Regions from separate parts of the Homo sapiens genome. Here region 1 is linked to region 2. A link is a contact called in ENCODE Hi-C data. All regions are on one chromosome and are shown on one strand. The core of a region is the stretch at or near the end of the contact, and the rest is flanking DNA. Distances in the headings are between cores, read along the strand shown. Region 1 holds the start of RBSN (rabenosyn, RAB effector). Region 2 holds the start of XPC-AS1 (XPC antisense RNA 1).

What was found. A loop is a pair of places that touch in the nucleus more often than their neighbours do. Pooled maps may share reads with other maps.
Region 1: a map of CD4-positive, alpha-beta T cell shows a loop between it and region 2 (3-fold over the local background). The contact joins the promoter of RBSN here to the promoter of XPC-AS1 in region 2. A Hi-C loop is called at or near these places in 2 of 168 maps with a recorded cell type or tissue (CD4-positive, alpha-beta T cell and natural killer cell) and 5 of 50 pooled maps.

Annotation. Positions count from the first base shown.
Region 1 is chr3:15,096,166-15,103,124 of GRCh38, forward strand. RBSN (rabenosyn, RAB effector) reads right to left here and starts at 2,983. Exons shown (of 14, transcript NM_022340.4): 1 at 2,870-2,983; 2 at 1,954-2,109; 3 at 370-545; 4 at 1-123. RefSeq lists a silencer at 1,771-1,850 and enhancers at 2,188-3,052, 2,941-3,070.
Region 2 is chr3:14,148,279-14,154,717 of GRCh38, forward strand. It overlaps XPC-AS1 (XPC antisense RNA 1), which reads left to right and starts at 1,284. Exons shown (of 2, transcript XR_001740603.2): 1 at 1,284-1,324; 2 at 1,564-5,173. XPC (XPC complex subunit, DNA damage recognition and repair factor) reads right to left here. Exons shown (of 16, transcript NM_004628.5): 11 at 4,057-4,138; 12 at 536-670; 13 at 284-453. RefSeq lists enhancers at 275-959, 2,577-3,077.

The DNA.
Region 1 (6,959 bases), core at 1,733-4,232, 950 kb after region 2:
GAGTCAGCTTGATTCCTCCCAAGGAACCATGGTTCCCGCAGCATTAGCTTAAGCAGCACACAGATGGTGAGGAAGTGGCTTCATGGCCCTGGATGAGGTTTCCTCTCTGGAGTAGGAGGAGCCCTAAGAAAGAAAAGAAGAAGGGAAAAAAGCCAATTCAGGCAAACTGGTAGCAATTGAGGATTTTCTTCATTCTTTTCACAGTTCAATGGGGTACTTAATGTTTATTCAGTGCAAGTTTGAGAAAACAAACTCTTTCTCAAATCCTTAGACCAAGCAAGCTGCAAAACCTAAAATGTGAAAACATCACTGGAGAACAAAAACTCAATGAAGTGGGAAGCACAGATTCTTGAAATAAGCAAACAATACCTTGGCAATTCTCTTACATTCATTCCAAATGATCCAACTTCATAATTCATATGCCACTTCAGCCACTGGGGGAATGTCTGAAGTACTTATCAACAAGCAGAAGTTTTTACTTGATGCTCTTTACCTTGATTGTTTATTCAACCACATATAGTAAGTTCTTGATACTTGTAAGACACCTGTGTTAGAAATGCAAAGATGAAAAAGATATAGTATCTGCCATAAAAACATACAAAAAATCAAAAATCCTAACATCAGTTAAAGAGAAACAATAGAAACCTACTAGTCAAAAAGAAAAAATCTATTTTATATTTGTAGAGCACTTATCTCTAATGGGCGTACTATATTTTCCTTTTTAAGAGACAGCATCTTGCTCTGTCACCCAGTGAGCTATAATTGCTCACAACAGCCTCGACCTTCTCGGTTCAAGTGATCCTCCTGCCTCAGCCTCCTAAGAAGCTGGGACTACAGGAGTATGCCACCACACCCAGCTAGTTTTTAAATTATTTATAGAGACAGGTTCTTGCTATGTTTCCCAGGCAGGTCTCTAACTCCTGGCCTCAGGCAATCCTCCTGCCTGAGCCCCCCCAAACTGCTGAGATTACAGATGTGAGCCACTGCACCCTGACAGATCTTATAAGCCATTAAGTGACAGTTAAGTAGCAAACCTGATGTTCTCACTGCTTCAAAAATAAAAGGCTGGCCAGGCATGGTGGCTCAAGCCTGTAATCCCAGCACTTTGGGAGGCCAAGGCAGGCGGATCACCTGAGGTCAGGAGTTCGAGACCAGCCTGGCCAATATGGTGAAACCCTATCTCTACTAAAAATACAAAAATTTGCCGGGTGTGGTGGTAGGCGCCTGTAATCCCAGCTAGTGGGGGTACTGAGGCAGGAGAACTGCTTGAACCCAGGAGGCGGAAGTTGCAGTGAGCCGAGATCATGCCATTGCACTCCAGCCTGGGCAACAAGAGCGAAACTCCATCTCAAAAAAGTAAATAAATAAATAAATAAATAAATAAATTGATTTGGGGCCTAAACACTTCAGGGCTTAATAAGTTACATTCTCTTTCTTACTGGCTCATGGCAAAGTCACTTCCAATGTCACCTCATCAAGACACCCAGTCACAAGAGAAATTGAGACAAAACCATTCCACAAAAGCAGAGAAATTTCTCCCCAAGAACCTGGGGATACAAGCCACAGTATATAGTGAGGGGAGATGTGTGACCCTCAGCTTTGGATGGACTGTAGAAGACCACCGAGGAGGGACTGCCTGGTCCTCAAAGCTGAAGGGTGGCAGCAACTCAGAAAATAAACAAATGAGACACCAGGTCCCTATTTTTTCCCTCTAGTTAAGAAACCCAGTGACTTCATAACTTTTCCACTGGAATATAGCAGCCCTAGGTCTGGCCTGTTCCCTCCCCAGCCAGTGGTTCATCTGATGCTGACTCTGACAGCTCCCTTTCTTCCCATGCACTCACCCCTAACGACCACAAATAACACAAAGCCCACCACATCCATGCCACACAACCACCCTTCACGCCTCAGCCCAAACCCAAACCTCACTTCCTCAAAAGAAATGCCTCTTACTCAGAGCATCAGAATGGACTTCTCCTTCACAGCACTCATCTCAATTTATAACCGCAGGTACATACGTGAAGTGACCAAGTAAGACTGTAAAATCTGGGAGGGCACAGACTCTATATGTTTTCCACTTCGCCGTCTCCCCAGGGTTTAGCACAGTACCTGGCACACACAATGAAGCAGCACAATAAAGCTCCATGAATGAACGAAGAAATGAATGAACTCCAAAATCATATAACTAAGCATACACCATAAAGAAATCTAACACAACCACCGAATTGGACCCCACAACCATAACTGAACACATAAGCAAGCCCCTCGCACTCTAAATCACGTAAAAAGTAAAAAAAATAAAAATAAAAAAAATAAATATAGCTACATGTTCTGCAGCCGTACATCCAGCATGAATGTCACCCCGCCACATGCCGCATCGACGACACATCCCACAGCCGCACTCAACCCGGCCTCACGATCGCAACCACAACCCACATAACTAACATGATTATACACACATCGCATGACCACACACAACACGAACGACTCAATCCCGTGAAGCAGACATGACAACGTCACACATCGCACAGACACCACACAAAACACTCCGAACATCTCCACACGAACTCAGAATACAAACGCTTCAGCTTTACACAACCAGAGAATCAAACACAACCGCTCGGGAGACAAGCACCCACCCACTCCACCCACAGCTGCACAACCAAACCCAAGTGTATACGCCCCGCGTAACCGCACAACCACACAGAGCCCAATCATCAAAGGCACACACAAGCGAAACGCACGGCCTGAAAGCCCCATCTCCCACCTCTCACGTCACACCCACCACAACCACACACGGCCCGCCCGTCTCCGTTCTGGAGGAGTCGTGTCCCCGCCCCCCAGACTGGGCCTGACCCTCTGTATGTACCCTGCCGGGCTCCTGCGGGCACCCAGGTTTGTCCCCCCCTTCAGGCCCGGGCTCTGGGCCTCCACCGTCCGTCACTCAGCCGCAGCCGCCATCTCCATCGGTCGCTCGGAACTCGGCAGGTGCGCCTGCGGCGGCGACGAAACCGGAAGACAAGCTGGTAGACGCCTGTCGAGCGCCGAGTCTTCGAGGGCGCGAAAAGGGCGGATACGGATTCGAATAGTGGAGGGCGGGCCGGCGGCTTCTGCGCAGGCGCTTTCCGAACGAGGGAGGGGATGGTGGGGAGCGGAGAGAAAGTGGGGCTCGGTAATTTTGTGCGGTTCTTACGTCCCGAATTCGAACTAATAGCGCGTCAAAGCCAGCCAATGGCTCTGCACCGCCTTGTACAGGTGGGAAAGCTGAGACCAGTAGATCTTTGGCTCTTGACCAAAGTGCACAAAGAATAAGGCAGCCAAGGAATCAAAGTTCCTGAGAGCTAGAGACAGAAAAAATATTCAGGGGACGTGGAGGCGATGGAAAGTCCAAGAATAGAACCACATGAGAGTGGAGACTTGGTATGAGAAGGTGTATCCCGGGGTGTACAGCATGGCCAAGCCTGTGGAAAAGATGGCATTTTCAAAAGGCAGGACGATTGATCAGCCAGGACCTACCCCGTGCCTACGCTGTGCTGGGTACCACGGGGTATAGAGAGGCAAAACCTCATCCCAGTCCCGGAGACCTATTTGCTTTGTGCCCTGCACACGTTCTGGACCTTAGCAATAGCCAGCCTCTAGGAGCAAGAGCTGCAGAGAACGATGGGACGATGGGACGATCCTGGGCCTCCGTTTACATCCCTGCAGTGTTACTGGCCCCCTTTTACAGAAGTAAAATGGGGATGATAATGATAGTCTCCGCTTCACAGTGTTGTGAAGATTGAGGTAATTGCACGGTAGGTAGGTAGGTAGGAGGGTGTCCTGCATATTGGCTTTGCCCATCTCACTTTCCCTGCCTCCAAAAAGTCTTCCCCACCTGGTCTCTGGACAGGAGCACTGAGCCTCCATCACCTTCCATTTAAGGACATGGGGCTCCGGACTTGGAGAGCATTGAGTTTTTGGAAAGCAATCACCAGTGAAAGGGCAGTGAACTAGGGGTCTAGAGATCTGGGTTCTAGCCCTGGCTGTACGTTACTTTGTGGCTTTGAGCAGGTCCTTTCCCCTTTCTTCGCCTGAGTTCTCTCATCTGTACAAAAGAAATTGGCTCCAGTGACTTAGCCTTTTCTCTCAATCTGATGGCCAATTTTTTTTTAACGTTACAACATCTGCAGGAGCGAATAATGACTTCCCTTTGTTTACTGATGGAGACAAGGAAGAGGCTTCCTAACCTGTCAGAAGCAAAGCAACATGCCAAGCTCCCCGTCTCCATCACTAGCTTCTGCCTTAGGTCCCAAAAGCCAGGACTTTGGGAGTAAAACCACCCTTTTGAAAGTCTGAAGCCACCGAGGTCCCAAAACGAGCCACACTTACAGGCAGGACTATGTTTTGGGTAGGGCAATGAACGTTTATTAAACCATCATGATTTTTGCTTGTCATTTTATCATTTACAAAAAACATATTTGGTCGGGCGCGGTGGCTCACGCCTGTAATCCCAGCACTTTGGGAGGCCGAGGTGGGCAGATAACTTGAGGTCAGGAGTTCAAGACCAGCCTGGCCAACATGGTGAAACTCTGTCTCTACCAAACATATAAAACATTAGTCGAGTGTGGTGTCGCTCGCCTGTAATCCCAGCTACTCAGGAGGTTGAGGCAGAAGAATTGCTTGAACCCAGGAGGCAGAGTTTGCAGGGAGCCAAGATTGTCCCACTGCACTCCAGCCTGGGCAACAAAGTGAAACTCCACCTCAAAAAAAAAAAAAAAAAAGAAAGAAAAGAAAAGAAAAAAATATCATATTCATCATTTCATTTGCTCAAAAAAGCAATAGCTATGTGGCCTCAACTTGTAAGTTAATTCTGGAAATCACAGTGGATTGGGCACTGCTCTTGATATTGTTTCTTTTTTTTCTTTTTTCTTTTTTTTTTTTTTTTTTTTTTGAGGCAGAGTCTCACTCTGTCCCCCAGGCTGGAGTGCAGTGGCGTGATCTCAGCTCACTGCAAGCTCCGCCTCCCAGGTTTATGCCATTCTCCTGCCTCAGCCTCCCGAGTAGCTGGGACTACAGGCACCCGCCACCACGCCCGGCTAATTTTTTGTATTTTTAGTAGGGACAGGGTTTCACTGTGTTAGCCAGGATGGTCTCAATCTCCTGACCTCGTGATCCATCCGCCTCGGCCTCCCAAAGTGCTCGGATTACAGGCGTGAGCCACCGCGCCTGGCCGATACTGTTAATGATAATGACAAAGACCTTCCTATATGCTTCACACTTCATCAAAAGTACTTTCTTTAATCCTTTAGGCAACTCTATGACTATTTCCAGTTTGATAATAATAAAAATGACTAATATTTACTGAGGGATTTGCACATGCCAGACACTGTTCTATGTGCTTTCCATATCTTAACTCATTTCATTCTCACACAACCCAATGATGTACAAACTATACAAAATGTAATAATATTCCCATTCTATAGAAGGGAAGCTGAGGCACAGAGAGGTTAGGTGACTTGCCCAGGGTCACCAGCTGGTGAGCCTTGAACCCAGAGTCACCTTGCCTTGAGGCTTTCACAATCCCCACTTTTCCTTCCTCTGTGAAGTGCTGATAGACTTCCTGTACCTCCTCAGCTTCCTCCAGGCACCACTCCTGTACTGGGCATAGAGAGGGGATGTAAGCCAATTAGTTCAAAACAGAAATGTGCACGTGCACACAGATGCTCTGGTGTGAGAGGAGAGACCAGCAGAGTCCCCTGCAGGAATTCACGAAAGGTTTCCCAGAAGCGGGCAGCACGTGAGCATGGTCCTTGGGTAGAAACGATTGGGAAGGGCCTTCCAGGCCAGGGGAACAGCATATGCAAAGGCATAGTTATGGAGAAGAACATGAGTCCTTTGAGAAACTCACAGAAAAGTTCATTCACACATAGAGGGATGATATCAAGCCACTCCTCCTTGTTCCCAAAACTGTAGGCAGCCACTTCTAGTGAGAGAATCGTGGACAGCTGGGTCTCTTCACCCTTGCCCCCTGCCTTAGGGTTCTCTATCTTTCTGTCTCTCTATCCCTCTCTCTATCTCACTCTCTCACTTTCTCTTGGCCCTTATTTGTCTAAGTTTATCCCAAGCAGCACAAGACATCTTGGCACCACATTAAAATCCTTGGGCAAGAAAATAAATTATGATATGGATAACATAAACGTCATTGGGGAAGGTCTGGGCACATCATGTAACTTCCCGAAGGGCCAACTGCCCTCCAGGCTGGCCTGGCCCCAGCTCCCAGGCCTCTGCCAGCTGCTGTGGTCTGAGCCAGCGGGTTGAGGGCATTGAGGTTGGCACACCCTGTCTGCTGGCACAGAGAAATGAGGGTGATGACAGACAGCCTGGCAGAGCCTTGCCTGGAGGATGGAGGGAGGGTGTGCTGGGCTGGGCAGTGTCTGAGGGAAGCAGGTGGCAGTTGCTGTGGCCCTGTCAGGAAGGAAGCAGGGAATGAAGAAGGAAGAGAAAACGAGGGGAGAAAGGAAGAGGAAGAGGGAGGGAAAGAATGACAAGAAAAAAGCGAAGATGGAGCAAAAGTCGACCTGGGTTTGAATCCCAGCCCTGCCACCTGTGGCCACGTGAACCTTGGGCGGGTCACTTAAATTCTCTGAGCTTCAGTTTCCTTATCTGTGAAATGAGATAATTATAGTACTCACCTCTTAGGTTGGAGGGTTAAATAGCTTAATATTTGGAAAGTGTTAGAACAGCGCCTGGCACAGGGGAAGGACTATGTAAATGTTTGTTAAATAAAGAAAAAGGAAGAGCAGTGTAATTCACATGCCTTGGCTGTTGTGTTGCGCTGAGTCAGACAATAGCATGAGGGTGTGAGGATCCAATCTGGTGTCATAGAAATAGCTTTGAGAGTCATGGCCTTGCCAGATGGGATGTCTCCAAAAAGAACTCAGAATAGAATCACATAGCAACTAGATTCATTAAATCCAATA
Region 2 (6,439 bases), core at 34-2,533:
GGGGAAAGATGCTGACTGTTTTTTGCTCACTAGCCTGTGAGTCCCTAAACCTGGGAAGAACGTTTTAATCCAGCATTACGATGCCAGTTTCATTGGCTCCGTTCCCTCTGGAGGGAAGCCAGAATTGGTAAAGCACTGACTTTGCAAATCCAGTGTAACATCCTGAAAATTGGAGCCACCAGGCCTCAACTCCCAGCAGCCCCATGCCAGCTTTCCATCCCCATCTCTGGAGCCACCCCTCCCCATCCCTGTGTTTAGCCTCCATCGAAGGCCCCTCACGCACACGGGATGGGAGTAGCCGCCATGGAAATCAAAGCCAGTGATGGCCTGGACACAGTCGATGTCCAGCTTGCGGGCCACGCGGTGTAGATTGGGCAGGTTCAGCTGGACACAGCCAATAGGCATCATGCTGGGCAGGAAGAGGTACACATTCCCAAACTCGTTCCGGGGCACCTGTGTCGGGTGAGCAAGTCAGCATTTGGCCAGCAGGGGAACAAGGCGGCCTGGTCCTGAGCCCTTCTGATGCTGCCCTTACCTTCCCGTCCACGGCCACTGGGGGCTGATACTCCTCTGTCTGCCAGTAGCCAAACAGGCCCAGGTCATTTTCTTCCCGCAGCTGGGGCTCAGCAAGTCGGGCTTTCCGAGCACGGTTAGAAAAGCCTTTCACCATCTGCACCAGAGGACACGGCCACCGTTTACAACAAAGGCATCCAGTTCCTCAGCACCGGGCCAGGCACCATGCTCAGTGCCGCATGCCTGGTACCTGGTGAACCCTCAGAACACACCTACCAGCTGGGGTGCTTTTTCTCCCTTTTTTTTTTTTGAGACAGAGTCTCGCTCTGTCGCCCAGGCTGGAGTACAGTGGTGCAATCTTGGCTCGCTGCAACCTCTGCCTCCTGGGTTTAAGCAATTCTCCTGCCTCAGCCTCCTGAGTAGCTGGGATTACAGGTGCCTGCCACCACGCCCGGCTAATTTTTGTATTTTTAGTAGAGACGGGGGTTTCACCATGTTGGCCAGGCTGGTCTCGAACTCCTGACCTCAGGTGATGCACTCGCCTCAACCTCCCAAAGGGCTGGGATTACAGGCGTGAGCCACCGTGCCCGGCTGCTCCCCTTTTCTTACTACAAGCACTAGCTAACATTTATGGAACATTCTCTGTCCCAGACACTATTCTCGGTGTTTTTTGTTTTTTTATCCCCCTGAGACGGAGTCTCACTCTGTTGCCCAGGCTGGAGTGCCCTGGTGTGATCTCAGCTCACTACAACCTCCACCTCCCGGATTCAAGTGATTCTCGTGCCTGTCTCCTGAGTAGCTGGGACTACAGGTACCCGCCACCATGCCCAGCTAATTTTTATATTTTTGGTAGAGATGGGGTGTCACCATATTGGCCTGGCTGGTCTCAAACTTCTGACCTCAAATGATCCACCTGCCTTGGCCTCCGAAAGTGCTGGAATTACAGGCATGAGCCACTGCGCCCAGCCTATCTTCAGTGCTTTATATGTTATTATTTAATTTTTTCAACAAACCCACAAGGTAGGTCTTATTATTGTTTCCATTTTACAGATGAACACCACAGACGGGGTAAATGATTTGCCTAAAGTCACACAGCTCGTAAGGGCCAGAGCCCACACTTTCATCCACTAGCCTATATTCTGTGCTGTCATCACTGATAGCAGTGACTGAGACTGAGAGACAAAGTCACTTAAGAGCTGATGGCTGGTAAGTGACAAGAACCAGGATTTACAATTCAGGTAACTGTCCATCAGTAGAGCCTGTGTCTCAACATATAACCTATGTCTGCTCACACGCCCTAGAAAGCACTGACAGTTCAGGACTCCCAGTGTGCTCCCCAACAGCGTGCAGTGGCCAAGGCCAAGATCTTCCCTGGGGAGTGAAGTGGTGAGAGGGGCGCAGGACAGGCAAGGACAGAGTCACGTAACTCTTAGAGGAGTCAGGCATGGGCGTGCGGCTGAGGGCTGGCCCCTGGGCCTCAGCATACAGACTTCCTCTAGTGCAGGGGCCCACAAGCTTGTTCTGTAAAGGGTCATGCGTGGCCTCCATCACATATTCTTTATTCTTCTCATTCTTATAACCCTTTAAAAATGTGAAAAGCCATTCCCCAGGTTGGGGGTGGCCTGCGAGCTCTCATGTCCATTCCTGCCATGATCTCTGGGCGCACCCTCTCTGTCACCACTTCAGGGACAGAGGGACTCTGAGTTCTGACAACCGTCCCTTTCTGAGAAGCCATTCACCCAGCACACTGTTCAGTAAACTTCCACTGGGATCTCCTGGAGACCAGGCCATGACCCAGTCATGAAGGAGGGATGGAGCGAGGACAGTCTTTGCTCTTAGGAGCTCAGGCTCCTGCAGGGGAAGAGACAGAGCTACGACTCAGCGTGATGAGTACAGGGTGGAACAGGAGCTCAGAGGCAAGCCATTGCCCAGCCCTGAGGACAGTGGAGGCAAGAAAGGCTGCTCAAAACAGGTCCCGCCTGAGCAGAGGCTTAAAGGGGCAAGGGGTTGCCCAAGAGAACAGGGCTGGACCCCACAGGGCACAGAGGTGGGAGAACACTGGGACCTGGGGCCTAAGTCCTCTGGAATGCAGAGGCAGTGAGCACCAGAACATCACTGTGCACCATGGGGAGGGTGCGGGACTCAGACTAAAGGCGCTGGCCAAGGTGGGACAAGGATGGCCAAGATGCACAGAAAGAGCCTAGTGACTGACAGGGGAATGGATTCAGGCTGGGAAGGAGGCTGTGGCTGTTGCCCAAGCAAAAGATACTGAGGCAGGAGCTGGGGTGGTGGGGATCAGAACAAGGGGTGAATTTGAGAGATTTGGGATTCCAGAACTGTGCTACCATGACAGCCACCAGTCACGTGTGGCCACTGCACACCTGAAACGTGGCTGGTCTGAACTAAGGTACAGAAAGTCAAATACACAGAAGATTAGAGAGACTTAGGAACAAAATGGATTTAAATATCTCATCAACACTTTAAAATATTTCTTACTGCTGAAATAGTATTTTAGATATATCTGGATATATTTTAATGTTAAAATTCCACCTGTTTTTGGTTTTTAATGTAGCTACTAAAAAATTTAAATGTGTGGCTCACGTTACATTTCAACTGAACACTGCTATGCTGGTTCCAGCACAAAAGACAGGTGAGATGGTGCAGAGAAAATCCTCAGCAACCCTGCAGGCCCAGGCAGGGGGCATCGCCCACTCCAGCCTGCTGCTGGCAGTGACTGTGACCAGCGCCTGCAGCCTTTCCCACTAAGCGGAGGCCCCTCCACTCCCCACTCAGCTTCCCGGAGTCTTGCAACCCCCAAGGACTCCTGGGGTCTGATGAGAAGTAAATGGTCTCTGTGATCAGCCACTGTACACTTCCGGTCGTACGGAGCTGTGTGTCCTGTGAATAGTCTCTGTGGGACCTCGCTCGGTTCGTGTTCCTCAAGAGCAACCAGCCTAACAGTGCCGCAGCACAGTGTGAAAGGAGCACTGGCTTTAAGGCAGAGCCTGGGATTCTCACCTGGGCTCTGCTCTGCCATTTTACTAACTGTGGGGACTTGGACAAGTCACTTGCCCTGAGCTTCAGTTTTCTCATCTGTAAAATGGGCATCATAATGCCAATTCCTATGGCTTTTGAGGCAACAGAGATCACATACATGCAAAATGCTCAGTGAACTGCCAAACAGAAGGGCAATCTGACTGGAGAACGTGCTGCTATAAAGCAGGGCTCTGACCTCCCAGGACCCAGTAACTCAATTCCAACCTGTAGAACCTTTGAATTCACAACAGGAGTCTGAGGCCTACTTTTTGGCCTAGATTTCTTTTGTGTTTTGGAAGATCCATTTCTTACAAATGTCTTATTAATAAGACAATTTAAATGTTTCTCTCCTCCTTGAATCCTGCTCAAGCCGGGAAAGTGAGACATTTCTGATCAGGATCCTGGGCAGGACTGGGAGGCTCATCATCACTTCTCTGCCCCCAGCTCTCCCGCTCAGCTACAGGCCTGTGTCACCACTCCCCACAGGGACCCCCCAGCTCCAGTTACCTTGTAGGGTACTTCTCCAAGCCTCACCACTCTTGCTTTCTTCAGCCACGTGTCCCTGGAATGCAGAGTGTGCACACAATCCCTGTGGAACCAACACAGGACACAAAGGTAACTCAGTCCACAGCCCCACTGCGGGAATGCGGGACAGTGGAGAGCGCAGCCCTGCAGGCTCCCTCCTCAGGTTCAGCCACCCTGGAGCAGGCCGAGCTCCTAGGGGGCCCAGAGAAGCTGTGCTAGGCAAACAGCCTTGAACGTGGACTGCCTGTCTTTTGGGGGATGTGTCCACTTACAAACCCTAATCTGCAGCCTTTGTGCCTTGCCTCCACCACTCCTCCCCTTCATAGGTTTTCTTCTCCTCTGCTGTCCAGAGCCTGTGAGAGCTCCAGCTGCAGACTATCAGGATGGGGTAAAGGCCGCTGTGCGCAGGCACACTCACGTTTACTACCACCACCAAGCGAACACCTGCTGAGGCTCTGATCTGCTGTTAACACCATGTGGGGGAGGGAAGTGTCCAGGAGGGGGCAGTGAACCCAAAGGAAGGCTGCAGAGAAGCCAACTATAATAAGCTAATAAGCTATCACAGAATCAAGACACCTGCACATGGAACAGTCAAATGATTCCTGCAGGCAAAGTTCCTCTGGCTTCACTCTTCCTCCCGAGCTAAGAGCTCACCAAAGCCGTGCAAATCTACTTTCCAATGAGGCTCAACCCCTCCCTTGCCAAGCCATTTTTAATAAGGCACGCCCATCTCATTAGTTTGCACCCCCTTCACTCTGTCCAGGGAGCGGCTCCAATGAGCAAGGGCACCCCATTTCCTCCTAGTGCAGGTTCAGACCCTTACCCACAGAGGAATCTGAGGCTGAATTTCAGCACAGCACAATGGATGGAGGTTGAACCTTGCCTGTGCCACTTCCTGGCTGGGCCACCTGGACAAGTCACTTTACCTTCCTGAGCCTCAGTACAGACAGTCCCCAAAGTCCAGTGGTTTGATTCAAGATTTTTCAACTTTATGATGATGCAAAAGCAATATGCACTTGGGAGAAACTGTGCCTCAAGTACCCATACAACCATTCTCTTTTTCATTTTCGGTATTCAATAAACTACATGAGATATTCAATACTTCATTATAGGCTTTGTGTTAGACAGCTTTACCCAACTGTAGGCTAATGTGTTCTCAGCACGTTTAAGGGAGGCTCAGCTAAGCTATGACCCATGCTACATACAACAGGAGTGAACCTTGAGGACTTTATGCTAAGTGAAATAAGCCAGTCACAAAATGACCATAAATACCGTATGATTCCACCTACATGAGGTCCGGTTAGGTTCGGCAGGTTAGGTATATTAAATGCATTCTCAACTTAGGATATCCTATTTTCAGCTTCCAATGGGTTTATGGGGATCCAACCTCATCCTAAGTCAAGGAGCATCTGTGTCCTCACCTACCAACTAGGGACAGTGAGCTTGCCCTTTCTACCGCACATGGTTGCTGGGAGGACCAGACGTTTCCTGTGTGCCAGAGCAGCGCTTCTGCCAGTAGCACCAACCTGCCAGAGCTCAAAGCTCCACTCATGCTCCCACTGGGGGCGGAACATCTTTGACTGCCCAGAGGAGTGATTATGTCATGGTCGTGGTCTTCAGACAGGAGCGGGTAAAAAAGGGGTCTTAGGGGTTGACAGGTAGGCAGCATCTGGACATCTTCCTAAGGAAAACAGCAGGGAAATGGACACAGTCCTCTCAGAATAAATGTGAACTTCTAACCATTTCACACCCGTTAAAATGGCTATTAACAAAACACAGAAAGTAACAAGTGTCAGTGAGGATGTGGAGAAAGTGGAGACCTTGTGGACTGTCGGTGAAAATGTAAAATGGGTGCAGCTGCGGTGGAAATGGTAAGGTGGTTCCTAAAAAAATGATGGGAATTACCATCTGGCCTAGTAATTGTACTGGGTATATGCAAACAAACAAACAAACAAACAAAAACTGAAAGCAGAATCTTGAAGAGCTATCTGCACACCCATGTTCACAGCAGCATAATTCACAACAGCCAAAAGGTGGAGACGAGCCAAGTGCCCATTGATGGATGAAGGCACAAACAAAATGTGGTCCACCCACACAATGGAGTATCAGCCTAAAAAGGAAGGAAATTCTGACCCATGCTACAATATGGATGAACCCTGAGGCATTATGCTAAGTGAAATAAGCCAGTCACGATGTGACTATAAATACCGCATGATTCCACCTACATGGGTCCCTATAGTAGGCACACTCAGAGACAGAAAGGAGAATGGTGGGTGCAGGGCTGGAGAAGGGGAATTCGGAGTTTTTGATGGGGACGGAGTTTTGGTTTGGGAAGAGGAAAAGAAATCTGGAGATGGATGGTGGT